2 separate regions of the Homo sapiens genome follow, and region 1 is linked to region 2. Evidence: read pairs that join two places in POLR2A ChIA-PET (ENCODE). Cell type or tissue: Panc1. All regions are shown on one strand. Links, peaks and the distances in the headings refer to the core of each region. The heading gives the core; the rest is flanking DNA. Region 1 has its middle 150 kb from the start of TLE3. Region 2 has its middle 33 kb from the start of DRAIC.

The links. Peaks named below come from ENCODE experiments on the same cell type or tissue, not always from the same donor. Only the 100,000 strongest peaks of a DNase experiment are listed, where the experiment ranks them.
Region 1: POLR2A ChIA-PET joins it to region 2 with 11 read pairs; 2 of 35 experiments call an interaction of 5 or more read pairs at or near these places.

What each region holds. Positions count from the first base shown.
Region 1 is chr15:70,247,621-70,250,526 of GRCh38, reverse strand. No RefSeq gene overlaps it. Among named protein-coding and RNA genes, the nearest start is that of TLE3, 150 kb to the right of the region's middle. In Panc1, for the core only: no CTCF peak of the experiment used is centred there; no DNase peak of the experiment used is centred there; H3K27ac peaks cover 392 bases.
Region 2 is chr15:69,527,565-69,530,470 of GRCh38, reverse strand. No RefSeq gene overlaps it. Among named protein-coding and RNA genes, the nearest start is that of DRAIC, 33 kb to the left of the region's middle. In Panc1, for the core only: no CTCF peak of the experiment used is centred there; no DNase peak of the experiment used is centred there.

The sequences.
Region 1 (2,906 bases), core at 152-2,651, 720 kb before region 2:
GAAGACAGAGTTAGCGGCCACCCTGGATTGCGCGTGAGACCTGGACAGATGGCAACTGCCATGTTGGTGCCTGTGAGCGGGAAGATGCTACCAGGGAGGCACGAGGCCTTAAACAAGCATGTGCAGTGTCAGCATTGACTCGGACCAGCCCAGGCAGGGGCGCGACGGTCCATTTGGCCTGGTTTTTGAGAAGTTTGGGGGAATTTTGTTTCAGGTTTTGGAAAGGCTTCAAATGAAGGCGTGAATGAGGAACAGGAAAGTATGGCAGGAAAATCCACCACGAGCTGGGGGCTGTCAGCTCTGGATCCAGTCCTGGTTGACCCTCCCTTGCTGAGTTACTTGATCCCATTCCCAAGCCTCTCTGTCTTCTTATTTGTGAAACGCAGAAAATAATCCCACTGCACCAACTTCCCAAGGGAGCCGTGGAAGATCCAGCACACAAAAACAATTAGTTACAAGCCCACACACAGAAGGGGGGCTATTATCGTGCATGCATGCCCACGACAGGATGCATTTGGCCTCCGAGAAGGGGCCAGGACTTGTCACGGCAAGGAAGTGTGCTTTCACAGAGGGTGTATGAACAGGTAGTATTGATGGAGCACTGCCAGGTGCCAGAGTGTGCAGAGGGAGTCTCCTCACCAGTGTAATCTTTATAACCACCCTTCAGGATGAGTTCCACTACATCCATTTCCGGGTCAACCATCAGAAACCCAGAGAGGTTAAAGGGCCTGCTGACAGTCACGCAGCTGGTCTGAGTGGAGGAGCAGGAAGTTCAGCGGAGGCCAGTCTGCTTCCGGGCCACCATCTTCCACAAAGTTCAGGCTCTAAAGGTGAGGAGATGTCTAACAGGCAGAGTCTTGGAGGGGCAGGCAAGGACCCAAACTGGAAACCAGATGCTGTAGTCAACTGGGGGCCCTAGGGAGCTGCCCACCAGATGAGACTGAGCTTCCCATCCCTACGAGGGAAGAATGGGCACCACATCTGTTAGGCCTCATGAGCTGTTGGGAGGATTAACTTGCTTTTTTTTTTTTTTTTTGAGATGGAGTCTCACTCTGTCACCCAGGCTGGAGTGCAGTGGTGCGATCTCGGCTCACTGGAACCTCTGCCTCCCGGGTTCAAGCGATTCCCCTGCCTCAGCCTCCTGAGTAGCTGGGACTACAGGTGCGTGCCACCATGCCCGGCTAATTTTTGTATTTTTAGTAGAGACGGGGTTTCACCATATTAGCCAGGGTGGTCTCAATCTCCTGACCTCGTGATCTGCCTGCCTCGGCCTCCCAAAGTGCTGAGATTACAGGCATGAGCCACCGCGCCCACCTAACTTGTATCTTAAAACTGAGTCTAAAACTATAAATTGTAATCGTCCTTATTTCAATAGCAAACCAATCACTGAAAGAGTTTAAAGGCCATTGAAATGATTTCTCTGACCCGGGCAGGGCTGTACCTTGGCCAGCCCAGGCACAGGAACCACTTTAGGATCTAAGAAAAGCACCTGCCAAGAGATGGGTCTTACAATCTTCCTCGTCAGGAGCCCACCTTCCTCCCTCTCACTGTGACTGTAACTTGCCTCTACCCTCTCTGGGACTGTGTGGTTAGGGTTTTCAGCCTGAACCTGCTCTGTCCTGGGTGGCCTCCCCCTCACACCCTCCTGAAGCCTCTCCAAACCCGCTTCCAGCAGCTCTGCCCCCAAGCAGGCAGAAACCTTATGTGTGGGCGGAGTCTGGGGAAGGGCTTGGTGGGTGAAGAGGGTTGGGGCTGCCACTGAAGCAAAGCCTCAGGGAAGGCGGAGCTTCTGTTTGATTTAAAGGAAACCTGGAAGTGTTTTCTTGAGCAGAGGAAGGGAGGAAGGGACAGGAATTCCAGGAAGCACCAGTGGTTGGAACAGAGATAGAAATGCGGGAATGAGAGAGGAAGGATGGAGAAACCAGCTTGGCCTAAAAGATCAAAGGGTGATACAGGTCATGAAAGGTCTAGAAACCACAGCTAAACTTAGACTGGCCATGGAGGCAGTGAGGAGGAGGACAAAGGCTCTTAGGCAGGTGATGTGTGGACAAAGGAACTCCTTCCTGCCTCTGTGACTGTTCTGTTATTCTGTAGAAAGTGGGGCTGAGGAGAGGCAGAGGTTCCCTTCAAACCTTCCCCAGCTCCCCCGCCTCATGCTGCAGGCTGCAGAGGCCAAGGCCACCATGTGACACTGCAGCCCCTCCTCGGGACCCCCTGGTGTGGCTTTTGTGGTCTGCCTTTCAGCAGCAACGCAGCCAGCTACATGCAGCCCACCAGAGGCCACCCCGCAGTGACCCCGTGTGAAGTGGCCTCGGCACAGAGAGGGCCTATGCAAATGAGAACGGAAAAAGTGATGTGGGTACCTGGTGGAAAAGTTTCCTTTCCCAGGCCCCCAGTGTTGGGGGTGGGCAGTGGGAGGTGGGCTGAGGCTCAAGGTTATGTCGAGCATGGCTGGGTTCAGCCCCTCTCGCCTCTCACAGAGAGAAAAGCAAGGATTTGTCTTCAGGGCCCAAATCCCAGATCTGGGCTTTCCTCCCTCAAACCAGGTGCCCTGGGCAAGTGACTTCTCCCTGAGCCCCAGTTTCCTCACCTGTAAACAGAGGAGGGTGAAAGGCCTGGCTCTCAACAGGTCCTCCTTGTGCATTTCACTGACTTCTTCACTATAACCCAGGAGACCTGACATTTACACAGAGGGGCAGGAACACGAATACTGGCAGGCCCAGGGGTGTGACATGGGACACAGCACAGGCCTGCACACAGGACTGTGGGCATGAGGCAACCTGGTATGGAGACTAAACCCAACCTAGCCTCATTCCTCTGACTTCTAAAACCCTGTGTGGCGAGCAGACCCGAGGCTGCTGGTGGAAACCCCTGCTTTCCTCCTTGTGAGGTTCCGGGGAAAATCT
Region 2 (2,906 bases), core at 218-2,717:
GCACAGCGTACAGCTGTGCAGGCTGTACACTGTGCAATGCCGGAGGTGTTGCAGTCTGTGAATGGCGTCCCCTGGAGTTATACAGCACTACGCCCTACTCAGCATTCTTTCCTTCCACTGGCTTCCTTCAGGGCCATTTGGGGACTGGGACTATAAGTTGTGCAGCAAAGATGTATGGATCTAACCTGAGCTTTTCTGCTTGAATAACTCCCCTTAACCACCTCCTCGGGGCTGAAATTCAGGCATCTGGTAAAAACAGAGTATTGTTCAGGAAATGACCAACAGTCTCAGGAAGGGCCAACGGGGGTTGCAGCAAAGCAGAAATCAATGGAAAACACAGGCTGGGGATAAGCTCCAGCCTGGAAGTGAGGAGATGGGAGATCCAGACCTGGCACTGCCACTCAGTGGCTTTGTGACTCCATTTCTCCATCTGTAAAAGAGGAGGTTGGGCCTGCTAATCTCTGAGATTCCATCCAGGGCAGGCACAAGCATCTTTTGATTCTAGAGCAGATTTTCACGGAGAGTTGTTTAAAGAAACAATGACATAAAACTAGAATCCAATTGTAAAAGCAGAAAGACAGTCCTGGAAGTTAACCATGTAGGGTGTGATTTCCATACACTCCTCCCCACCCCTGTCTGGGGACATATTCTCAGAGGCAAGCTCAGGGGACCGACAGGGAGAAGGCTCGGAGCCTGAAGAGCAGTCAGGGGAGGCTGACAGGAGAGAAGGTATTGATTGGACCTTCAAAACCAAGCCAAGGCCAAGCACAGTGGCTCACACCTGTAATCCCAGCTCTTTGGGAGGCCAAGGCAGGATGGCTTGAGGCCAGGAGTTTGAGACCAGCCTGGACAACATAGAGAGATACAGTCTCTACATTTTTAAATTAGCTGGGCATGGTGATATGCGCCTGTATCCCTAACTTCTTGGGAGGCTCAGGTAGAAGGATTGCTTAAGCCTGGGAGGTCGAGGCTGCAGTGAGCTATTATCATGCCACTGCACTCCAGCCTTGGCAACAGAGACCCTGTCTCAAACAACAACAAGAAGCCAACTAATCAGAAAGGAGCAGGACAGATGTTCCAGAAAGGGCTGTGTGGTCCCAGCAATAAGGTGGACCCAGAGTCAATTCCGAGTCACTGTAGGCTGAGTGGCCAGGCTGAGAATGCAGACGGCTGCTGAGGAGGTGGAGAGAGTGGGAGTGGGGCCTGGATGGGGGTCTGCGATTTATAAAGCACCAAAGCCATGATCTCCTGAGTGCCCCACTACCGCCTAGGAAGGAAAATATTATGCTTCCCATTTTACAGATAAGTAAAAGGGAGCCTAAAAAGGTAAGGCTGCTTGTCTGAGAACATCCAGCATGAGCTGGGGCCAGAGTTCGGTCTAAGACCTCAGTCTCCTGATCCCCAATTTGGTTATCATTTTCGCTAAATTACCATGAGGCCAGATTTGCAGGGCCTTGAATAATAAGATCAAGATTCGCAATCATAGCTTATGGGCAATCAGGAGCTGTTGAAAGTCTACAAGCAGAGAAATGACTTGAAAGCCCCAGAGTTAAGGAGGGAATGTGAAAAGCTGGCAGGGTGGCAAGAGAACGCAGGGCCTCGGTAGGAGGAACACTATTTTGAGTTTAGCAAAAGGGACCATCCAAGGCTGTCTGCAGTTTTGCCTTGGAGAGGCTGAGTTACGTGTTCTCCACTGGGCCTTCAAGTGGTCCACAGAGGGATAACCCAAGGTCTTTGGCAATTGAATTCCCAACCCGGGAATGTCACTTTAAGGACCCAACCAAAGCTCAGAGCCAAACCCCACACACCCCAGTCTTTACACCACCTAACTGGCTTACATCTATCAAAGTAATTTTTAAGGGGGAATTTTATATGAAGGTAATTACGCTCAGCTAAACTAATTTTATTAAACAATGCTGCCTTAATGACAAACAAATCTGTTATTAATATGTAACTGAGCAGCTATTTCATTCAATTTGCAGCATCGGTAATGAGCCCTGTGGTCGCAAGAGCCCAGAAGCACCCCTTTCTGAGGTAGGCAGCATGGCCCAGTGGCCAGAACCCGGGACCTGGCCCAGCCCTGCCATGGACGTGTATGATTCAGAATGGCCCTTCTCTCACCGAGCGGTTTCTCTCTATAAAATAAAGGGCTTGAACTGGAAGTATCCCAAGGGAATGCCCACTCAGCAGCTTTAGGGGCTGAGAATCTGGATGGACTTTCAGTGTTTACTGTGTGCCTCAGTTTCCTCATCTGTAAAGTGGGGATAATAATAGTGCCTATCTCATAGGGTAATTGTGAGCATTCATTGAGTTTGTAGATGTAAAGTGCTTAAGGCATTGTGCAGGTACATATGAAGTGTTATACAAACGCTTTTCATTTTCTGTTTATATTCCCAGAACCAGGAATATGGGCTAGGGGACAGCAGGGAGCTGACAGCCATGAATGGAATGAGTGAGGGCTCCTGCTTCCCCCAATTATGAACCCTCCTTGATCCTGGGTTTCCTGGGGTCCCTTCTCTCCTGCCCCCTTCTAGGAGGGTGAGAAACAACACTACAGACAGTGAAAAGAGACAGGTAATCAGATTCCAGCCCCGACCCTGTCCTCGGGTGCCGGCAGGACTGTGCCTCTGCTTCCTTAGCTCCCCATGTGGGTCATTCTCACTGCCCTGCCTACAGCGACAGCTGTCCTAGGGGACAGACAGGATCATTGAGTGGCTCTCAAACATGCAAAGTGGGTCGGGATAACCTGGAGAGTGTATAGGAAAATGCTGACCCCAGGCCCTTCCCCCAGAGGCTTGATGTCACAGATCCCTCCCTAGATCTGTGTGCTTGGGATACCCTCTTGAGAACCCTTGAACCTCTGGCAGTTCTGCCAGGAACTCCACACTGCTGCCTTTGTGGTGTGA